Linked DNA regions of Homo sapiens: region 2 is linked to region 1. Evidence: chromatin loops called from intact Hi-C (ENCODE). Cell type or tissue: PC-9. All regions are shown on one strand. Each heading gives the region's core, and the rest is flanking DNA. Links, peaks and the distances in the headings are about the cores only.

Region 1 (5,804 bases), core at 919-4,918:
CAGTTCCCAGGCTTGATACATAGCAAGGGCACAGGATGGTGGGGGCTGGGGTGCCCCAGGCAGCAGGGACCCATCTGGCCTCCTGCATGCAGGCCAGGTGGCAGAGGAGCAAAGGAGGTCGCATCCCAGCAGGTGGTCCCGCTGGAGCCCAAGTGACCCACAGGGGAGTTCACTGCATGTCAGGACAGTATCCTTGGCTGGAGGTCTCAGCGGAGAGACCTGAGCTTGGCTCTTCCCTTGGGTTCCGACTGCCTCCAGTAGCGAGGGCCTTGCCCTGTCCACGGCCAGCCCAGACTTCCCTCCTGGGCCGCAGACCTGTCCAGCTGCCCCGATGTCTCTGCCTGGACATCAGTTTCTTTCTGTGAGGAGTCCTTAGAGGCATGCAGAACCCAAGGCTGCCTGTAGCTCTCATGGAGTGGGAGGAGTGGGTGGAGGAAAGGGGGCTCTGGGGTGCATGAGCCTGAGTTTGCGGATGGTTGTTTTGGGTGCTGCCACCAGGCAAACCCACTTCAGCCAGTTTTCAGTCCTTTCGAACCTGTGCTCCATGGGCCTAACATGGGTCCCAGCTACGGCTTGGGACTGATCACCCACAAGGGCTGCACCCCCAGAAGTGGGAGAGCTCCCAAAGCAAAACAGCCCAGCTCTTCCCAACGAGCAAGCTGGCCAGGAAAGACATTGCCGTGACCATGTTTCCTGCACTGCGGACCCCACGCTCTTCCTCTGGCACTTGCCGTCCCCTTCCCGCGCCGCCTCTTCTGCCTTGCTACCAATCCCCAAAGCCAGACACTGGTGCCGTCTCTGCCTCATTGCTCCCGCCCTGCAGCCCTGATGCCTCTCAGCTCCTGCCACCAGGTCCTGACCCTCCTGACGTGGCACCAGCCACACCTGCATGCATCTCAGTGCCACACTGTCCCCTTCTATCCCCACTCCTTCCTCACTGACCCAAAGGGCTGTTTTAAGAATGCACACAGACCTTGCCCTGGCCTCTGGGCACAAGGTCAATGTCTGGGCCTCATGGGTACCCCATAGCCCTTGAATGCTCCAGACCCAGCAAGGACAAGATCTCTGCCCCTGGGCTCCTCTGTGCCCGTCAGAGATAGGCTGGGACCTTGGAGATGTTGGGACGTTGGCAGAGAGAGAGAGGAAGCACAAGCAGCTCTGTGGCTTGTCAGTTAAGCTCCCAGTGGCAGGTTGAGTCCTGGGGTGCCCGGACACTGAGGTAACCCTCTCCTCTACTTCTTGGGGTACCCCCTGCTGGGACCCAGGCTCCCAGGGTCTAGCACACTCTCATGTCTCCTGAAGTCCTGCCTCCCAGGGCTCCCCTGGCCCCAGTGCAGCTTCCCCTCCCTGTGCCCATGCACCCCAGCCCTCCCCTCTGCCCCCTCCTCAGGGAGTCTCCTCAGAACCCCAAAGCCAGAAGGGGGTCATAGACCCCTTTAGCTCTGGACCCTGCAGCACAACCTCCTTGGGGTTGGAGAACGAAAGTGGCAGGCTGCCTTCTTGGACTGGGCCGAGAACAAAGCGAGGCAAGAACAAAAACACAAATCAATATTTCAATAAATTGTCTTGCCGCAGCAGCAAGATCACTTTGGCTGCTAAGACGGGCTGGGAACCCAGGCTGAACCACAGAAGCCAGCATCTGGGAGGAGAGAGGTGATCGGCCAGAGTGGATCCAGTCTGCAGGACGTGGAGAAGGGGCTGCCCACTGCAGGGCTCTTATTCCAGGGTTCTGGAATAAAGTGGTGACGGGGAGGATGCGTTGTTTTGTCTGCATAACTGATTTCAATTTGAGCCAGTGTTTACTATTAGGTAGGTGTCTGTAGAATCCAGATTTCACGATTGACCTGAGAAATCTGATCCAGCAGCTCTGGGCCTCTGTTCCTGCCAGCACTGGGCGGATGTTGCTCCCTTCAGCTGTGCCTGGGCACCTGGGTTTGCCACAGTCCTCGCCACTCCTTATCACCGACCCCCACTCTATTCTAATAGGGAAATATTCCTCTGTACCCTTTCTCCTTCAAAACTGGGAAAACACAAGATGGACTTACTTTTCGTGCAACCAGCCTGCCTCATTGACTTGTCACCTGCCTTGCTCCTGTAGGCGCTTGGGTTTCTAGCATCCTCCCGGTACTCCCCACAAGCCCACACACTAGGATAGCGGACCTCCCTGCACACCCCCAGCCTGCCTCAGCCTGGCTCCTCCCGCAGCTCTGTCCTACACACTAGCCTCATTCCTGCCTCTGGTCCTGATATTGGGGCATGTCTTTCTGGCTGGACTCTTGACTCCTCCTCAAAGACTTGGCCAGGGCCCTTCTCCCACTGAGAAGCATATAAACTGCCCCCAGAACATATCAGCTGCCCCCAGATCAGACGCCATCTTTCATGGGCCAGCGAGTGTCCTGACTGGGGTCCCTGTGGTCCCCCAAAGGAGGAAGCACGTGGCTCAGATTCTCTTCGCTGCAAGTGACAAGAGCACAACTCAGAATTGGCTTTCACAAGGAGAGGAACTTCTTCAGGCATAAATGACACCCGTCAGTGGCAGGCAGCCTTCGTGATGGCCGCCAGTGACCCAGTCTCTTAATGTCCATGCCCTGCGGTAGGCGGGACTGAGATTCTATCAAAAGCAGACTGTGGCTTCTGTAGGGGAGGTGCCTTCTCTTGTTGTCTCTTGGGTCCCTCGAGCAGGGGCGACCGTGTGGGGTAAAGCTGACATGGGTGACGGCCCCAGGAGGGGCCCATACGGTATGGTGTGCAACAGCTCAGCTGGGGCCCGCCGTGACCACCTGAATGAGCCTGGGAGCTGACCCGCCTCCGGTACAGCCTTCAGATGAGACTGCAGCCCCAGTCTTAGCTCGACAGTGGTCTCATCCTCCTTTAATCCTTGGTGGGGGGTCTCCTGTAGTGCAGGGGGGCTCCAGCCGCTGCAGGCCCCCCACCTCACACCTTGCCTACTCCTTGGCCCGCTTTGGTTGTATGTTCACCCTGATCCTTCATGGTGGCCAGGAAGGCGTGGTGCTGGGATTGGCCAGGCCTGCCTGCCCCTGAAGCCTGGGGTCTGACTCAGATTAAAGGAGGGGAAGTTTCACGAAAGGGAAACAAGGGCAGGCAGAAGTCACCGCAACCCACCAGGGCATCGGAAGGGACCGTCCCACTACATGGGGCTTAGGACCCTGAGGGCAGGTGAGTTCATCTTGGACAGGACTCCCTTGACACTGATGCTGGGAGACGTGCCCTGGAGGAAGCAAGGCCCCTTTCCCTGGAGCCCAGCAAGGCTACCGAGCTGTGCTGGGTGTCCTGGATGGAGACACTCACACTGCAGCAGGGGCCCTGCCACCACCCTAGCAAAAGCGCTTATTAGTGACCTTTGTGCTGACCCTCTGATTTGGATTTGGACTGGCAATTTTTAAAAAATGTATGTTAAAAAGTCATTCTTGTTTGGTTTTTGATTTTGCTCTTACTGTTATTTTTAATTGGCATGTAATAATTGTACATATTTCTGGGGTAGGGTGTGATATTTAGACACGTGTATGCAATGTGTAATGATTACATCAGGGTAATTAGCATATCTGTCACCTCAAACATTATCATTTCTTTGTGTTGGGAACATTCAAAGTCCACTCTTCTAGCTATTTGAAAATGCACAATACATTCTTACGGATTCCAGGCGCTTTCCGGCACTATAGGGCACTAACGCTTATTCCCCCATCTTGCCGCACTTTTGGATATGTTAACCAGCCTTGGCAATCCCCAGCCCGCTGCCCCCCACTCTCCAGGAACTACTCTCTATTTCTGTGACATCAACTGTTTTAGCTTCCACGTATGAGTGAGAGCGTGCAGTATTTGTCTTTCTGAGCCTGGCTTATTTCATTTAGCATAAGGTCCCCCAGGCTCATCCATATCTGGGCTGCCAATCTTAAGTTCAGCGAGTACAACCAACCACAAGGCCCACGCTCTAGCACCGAATCACATCCACCCCGAGTTTCCCTTCCTTCTTGTGCCATCCCAAGCTCACCCCCTAGCTGGAGACAGTGAGAAGGGACATTCTTTCGCCCGATTCCTCCTTCAGAACTGTGACCTCTCAAGGCTACCCAGAGGCGGATACTACCTGGCAGGGACTCGAGATGAGCTGCAGGGGTCAGGCTTGGATGTGATGCAGATACCCACTCCCTTCCTCCTGTATCAATTATAGTAGGTGAGGTTATGCTACAGAAACAAACACACTTTGCATCCCAGTGGCTTAAAACGACCAAGATTTCCTGCTCACGCTGTATGTTCAATGTGGGTTGGCGGAGGATTCGGGTCTCATCGTCACTCAGGTCCTAGGTGACAGAGCAGCCACTGTCTTTATGTTGCCAGATCTCGTGCCAGAAAGGAGAGCTCTCTGAAGGGTCTCAATGGGAAATTAGATGCTCCAACCGAAAAGAGACATGCCCCACTTTTGCTCACAGCTCATTGGCCAGAGCTAGTCACATGCTCTTCCTGGTCATGATGGGAACAGGAAGTGCACCTCCCCTTGCCCTCCTCCAGCTTCCTCTGGTCTGTCCACTTCTATGCCAATGTCCCACAAGTCTTAGTCACAGGACATCACACTCTGATTTATGACTTATTTCATCGGGACTCATGGAAACCTTGTTAGAATGAGTTATCTTATCTCCCAGGAGCAGGAAATAAAGTCTTTACAATTAACTCTGTGCTTGGGACTTGGGAATTGGTCTGCCATCTTGTCAGTCATTGACTGGGACCCCTGGGAACGACTTGTCTTACCTAGCCTTGAATTGTGCTCCCTTCTTCTGGAACTAACTGGCTTGCTAACAATACCCTTTGTTGTTTGTTTTGTTTTGTTTTGAGACGGAGTCTCACTCTGTCGCCTAGGCTGGAGTGCAGTGGCGTGATCTCAGCTCACTGCAACCTCCACCTCCCGGGTTCAAGCGATTCTCCTTCCTCAGCCTCCCAGGTTGCTGGGATTACGCCACCAAGCCAGACTAAGTTTTGCATTTTTAGTAGAGACAGGGTTTCACCATGTTGGCCAGGCTGGTCTCAAACTCCTGACCTCAGGTGATCCACCTGCCTCAGCCTCCCAAAGTGCTGGGATTACAGGTGTGAGCCACCGCGCACGGCCAACTTTTTGTTATTTATAGACACAAAGAGAAATACGTGGCTCTACTTTGTGGATACATTTATGCAAGAGAAAAAACACCTGCATACGTAGCTTCCAAGGAATGCACATCTCTATTTTATGGCCAGATAAATCCTTAAAGGGGAAAAGAACATGCCCAGGACTCAGAGGGGCTCTCGGTTCTCTTGGAGGGAACTACTTCGGTGTTTGGAGTCTATGGTGAGAACAGAAACCAAAATGCCTGCTGTGAGGATTGTGGAGGAAAAAAGGAAGGGTGCCGCTCACAGAAGCCTTGCTTTTGAAATGATATTGTGTATGTCTTATTTAAGGAGGAAGTTTAGGGCAGTGAGTTGAATCTAGATTTTGGTTTCAGCCTTCTTGGGATCCGATCTCAATTCTCCTACTTCCTAGTTTCATGACCTGGGCAAGCTTCTTAACTTCTCTGAGTCTCAGTTTCCTGTCCAAGACAGGCTTCTTAGTCCTGAAGTCTAAATGGGAGTGCCTGCTGATGTCATGGTGCAGAGAGAGTGTGCAAGACGAGCGGTCCCGAGGCCACCCTAGCTGTCAGGTGTGCGTCATGATACAAAATGGAATGGGATGGTTCCCGGGGGCTTCCCATGCATAGTTCCTGTGGGAATCATCTGTGTATGCCCTTGTTCTTGATATGGCTGTTTTTCTATTAGGTTGATGC
Region 2 (4,000 bases), core at 1-4,000, 580 kb after region 1:
CGATCGTATCTTCACTATGATGTGAAAATATTCATGCAAAAAAATCTAATATTTTCCTCTTAAAGTGCTTTAAATAGGTTGCCTAAGTAATCAATCCCCCCATCTTATACCTATAGTTACAATGTTATAAAAGCTTAAAACTTTAGAATACATGGCTTTCATAATACAGTAAAAAATGTAATGCAAGGATTAAAGAAATATTTAGTTGTATTCAGAGGAGACCATGCCAGCTTACAATGGATTTATTGTTGGCTGTTGGCCTTCCATTGTCCAGACCAATCAGTTTGAAAACAAGAAAAGCCCAGAGACTCGAGTAAAGTTTACGCATTTTCCTTTTCTCTTATCAACTCTGTATATTGGTTAAATACTGTCAACCCAGAGTCAAATGGAGATTTTTCAGCCTCTTTGGTGGTTTGTCTACTTGTCAGGGCTGCTCTCTGCTGTCAGTTTTAATTAAGATGCCTATTTTTGAATTCCATGGCACAACTGGAGATGCAGTGTAAATCATAGCTACATTTGTTTCCTTGACATTTCCTGGCTCCCAAAACAACAAAAAAAAGTTTCCTTTCAATGACTTCTTGGCATGTTCACTTTCTCTCTCCACTCTTTTCTTGTCCTTTTTTTTTTTTCCTTGCAACAGTTTGGGAGAGCTTTATAATAATAGTAGCATGTTTAGAATGAGCCAAGGATTGGGGCGTTCCTTTCACAGACATATTTTGTCATTTTGGATTGGACTTTTCCACATCGGCTTTGAAAATTTGAGGCATGGCCCCTGAGGTTGGGGAATCTGTAAGCTGAATGAATTTATACCAGAGGCAGAGCAGAGCAGACCATGCCTGAGGTTTCCTATCAGCAGAAGAGAGTTTGAGGCCTGGTCCCACCATTTACCAGCTCTGTCATCCAACCTCTTCCACTGCCTCTCCTCTGATAGTGTGGTCACAGCTCCCATGTATGCAAATATGATAACAGACAGGAAAAGTACAGGATGGTAAATATGCTTTTGATGGGAAGTAACAGAATATCTGAGTGTCCTTTCTTAGCACACACTACAGGAGAAGCTTGGAAGACGGTCAGCGCATCCTGGGTCTGTCAGCGACTTGGCCACACCTGAGTACCACTCAGTCTCTGCCGTTCTCTTGTCCTTTCCTCATGGTCACAAGGTGGCTGCTGCAGCTGTGAACCTATGTCTTCACCCAAGAGTAGCCTGGGTAGAAGGGAAGGGGGCAGGGAAGAGAGCGGTCTTCTTGAGAGGTTGTCTCTTTAATTTCAATTCAGGGGAAAACTTTCCCACCTTTCGGCAGACTTACAGCCACTAGCCAGAGCTAGGTCACAGGGTCGCCATCCCCTTCACTGGCAAGGGTAATGCGATCGCCATAGGAGGCTTTGGCCAATCTTGACTCATCCCCTGAGGCTGGGCGTGTTGCCGCTGGAACAGAATCGAGGCTTTGGTAGGAAGGAAGACTGGGCATGGCTACTGGGGAGCAACCAACAGGGTCAGCCAGGGCTGTGGAGTGTTACCCCAGCGCCATCCAGGGCTGTAGGGCATTACCCCAGCGCCATCCAGGGCTGTGGAGTGTTACCCCAGCGCCATCCAGGGCTGTGGAGTGTTACCCCAGCGCCATCCAGGGCTGTGGAGTGTTACCCCAGCGCCATCCAGGGCTGTGGAGTGTTACCCCCAGCATCAACCAGGGCTGTGGAGTGTTACTCCAGCGTCATCCAGGGACGTGGAGTGTTACTCCAGCGTCATCCAGGGCTGTGGAGTGTTACCCCCAGCATCAACCAGGGACGTGGAGTGTTACCCCAGTGTCAACCAGGGCTGTGGAGTGTTACCCACACATCAGTCAGGGCCGCGGAGTGTTACCCTAGAGTCAGCTGGGGCCATAGAGTGTTACCTGAGCGTCAGCCGGGGCCACAAGTGTTACCCCAGGGTCAGCCGTGGAGTGTTACCCCAGTGTCTGCTGGGGCCATGGAATGTTTCTGTTGTCACCCCAGAGGAGGGTGGGGCAGAGCGGGGGTTCAGTCATCCACTGGCCCGCCTAAGTTCTCATAACTGGGCCTTCCTTCTGCTTTGGTGTTTCCCAAGGACCACATTTTGGGAACATTCTTCAACCACAAAATTTCTGCCTCCCCTGGGGCTCTGCTGTCCAGCTGTGCTGCCGGCCACAGCTGAAGGGAAGGTTGATGGGTTTGGGATTGTCTCTGGCACAGTCCCGTTGGTTGCAGTCTTTGGCCTTTAACCCTTGAGCAGATGCTGTTCTGCCCCCGAAGTGAGTGACTAAGGGTGGCACTCTAGGACATTGCTTGCCAGCTTTCCCATATCATAGCACATGCAAAGAATGGTAGCACTTCCCTCACTGCAGGAAGGGAAGAGGACACTAGGCTGGAGGTGACCAGCCACTCCCCAGCCCCGAAGGACCAAGGTAGTCAGTCTACCAGAGACCACATACAGTGCACCTGCACCCACTCGGTGTGTCTGGGAAGCTCTGTTACCCCCTACTATCCTGCCTTTCCCCCAGCTCCTTGGCTTTCTTAGCAGCCATATCTGACTGTGGCCTCCAAATCCCCTTCCAGAGCAGGTGCAGTTACAGTCATGGTCTCCAGAGCAGGCTGTCCCTCCTTCCCTCACCGAGCAGCAACCCATTAGCTTCAACCTTTCTAGATGCCTTTGGATCCTTTTACCCTCAAATAGCAATGTGACATGACTCCAAGATGGTGCAGCTTAATTTCAAAGAATTCAGGCTGGGGCGTGGTGGTTCACACCTATAATCTCAGTGCTTTGGGGGACCAAGGTGGGTGCATAACTTGAGCCCAGGAGTTCAAGACCAGTTTGGATGATATAGCAAGACCTCGTCTCTATTTAAAAAAAAGAAAAAAATTTATATGTATTTATTTCTAGGTGTGTGTGTGTGTGTGTGTGTGTGTGTGTGTGTGGCCAGGTGCAGTGGCTCACACCTGTAATCCCAGCACTTTGGGAGGCCGAAGTGGGTGGATCACCTGAGGTCAGGAGTTCGAGACCAGCCTGGACAACATGGCGAAACCCTGTCTCTACTAAAAACACCAAATTTAGCCAGGCATGGTGACATGTGCCTGTAATCCCAGCTACTTGGGAGGCACGAGAATCACTTGAATCCGGCAGGCGGAGGTTGCAGTGGGCCAAGATCATGGCACTGTACTCTAGCCTGGGTGAGTACATCTCAAAAAAAATAATAATCAGCTGGGCATGGTGGCGCAAGCCTGTAGACCAGCTCCTCGAGACACTGAGGTGTGAGGATTGCTCGAGCCCAGGTGTTTAAGGTTGCAGTGAGCCATGATTGCGCCACTGCACTCCAGCCTGGGTGACAGACTGAGGCTGTTTCAACAACAAATAAAAATTGGGGAGAAAGCAGGGGGTTATTAATTAGCTTGAGTAACGGAGAAGTCCAGGCTAGTGTCTGTGTAGGCCCGGCTCAAGGTGCCTGGATTTTGTTTCTTCCTCTTGGCTCCATATTTCTCAAGGATGCCCTCACTCTCCCCATAAAGTGCCAGGGAAGCTTCCAGCAACTCCAGATTCACATCCTTAGTGTTAGTTTCTGTTTTCCAACAGTCCCAGCAGAAATTCCCTAATTCCCTCTGATGGACCAGTGTGGATTGCCTGCATTTATCAGTACAGACAGCCTGCATCTAACAATACGGATTACCCGTCCTGGTCACTGAGACCCGCAGGGCAGCCTCTCGATGGGCGAGGCTCAGCTGCGTCTGTGTGTGTGTGTTCATGTGTGTGCACGATCAACCCCACTGGAGCTCTAGGGACCAAGAAGTGAAAGCTGATCCCAAAGGACAATTTGGAGTGGTGTTATTGGAAGAAAAGGGAGAGGACATGAGGCCGGCAAAACCAGTAGGTGACCATCCAAGGAATAGGGTGAGAAGCTTGGGCTCTAAGCTGGAGCTGTGTTCTAGAGAAATTCCACCTCAGTGGCATGAAACTCAATGAAAGGATTTTTGATCCAGTGGGGAGGCCAGT

The links. Peaks named below come from ENCODE experiments on the same cell type or tissue, not always from the same donor. Only the 100,000 strongest peaks of a DNase experiment are listed, where the experiment ranks them.
Region 2: a loop joins it to region 1, with 10 times the contacts of the local background. A loop is called at or near these places in 1 of 110 quality-filtered maps.

The regions. Positions count from the first base shown.
Region 1 is chr5:179,159,489-179,165,292 of GRCh38, reverse strand. The region is part of intron 5 of ADAMTS2 (ADAM metallopeptidase with thrombospondin type 1 motif 2); the gene reads left to right. Among named protein-coding and RNA genes, the nearest start is that of ZNF354C, 100 kb to the right of the region's middle. In PC-9, for the core only: no CTCF peak of the experiment used is centred there; no DNase peak of the experiment used is centred there; H3K27me3 peaks cover 4,000 bases.
Region 2 is chr5:178,583,240-178,587,239 of GRCh38, reverse strand. All of the region lies in intron 1 of COL23A1 (collagen type XXIII alpha 1 chain), which reads left to right. Among named protein-coding and RNA genes, the nearest start is that of COL23A1, 5.2 kb to the left of the region's middle. In PC-9, for the core only: no CTCF peak of the experiment used is centred there; a DNase peak (open chromatin) is centred at 1,539; H3K27me3 peaks cover 2,839 bases.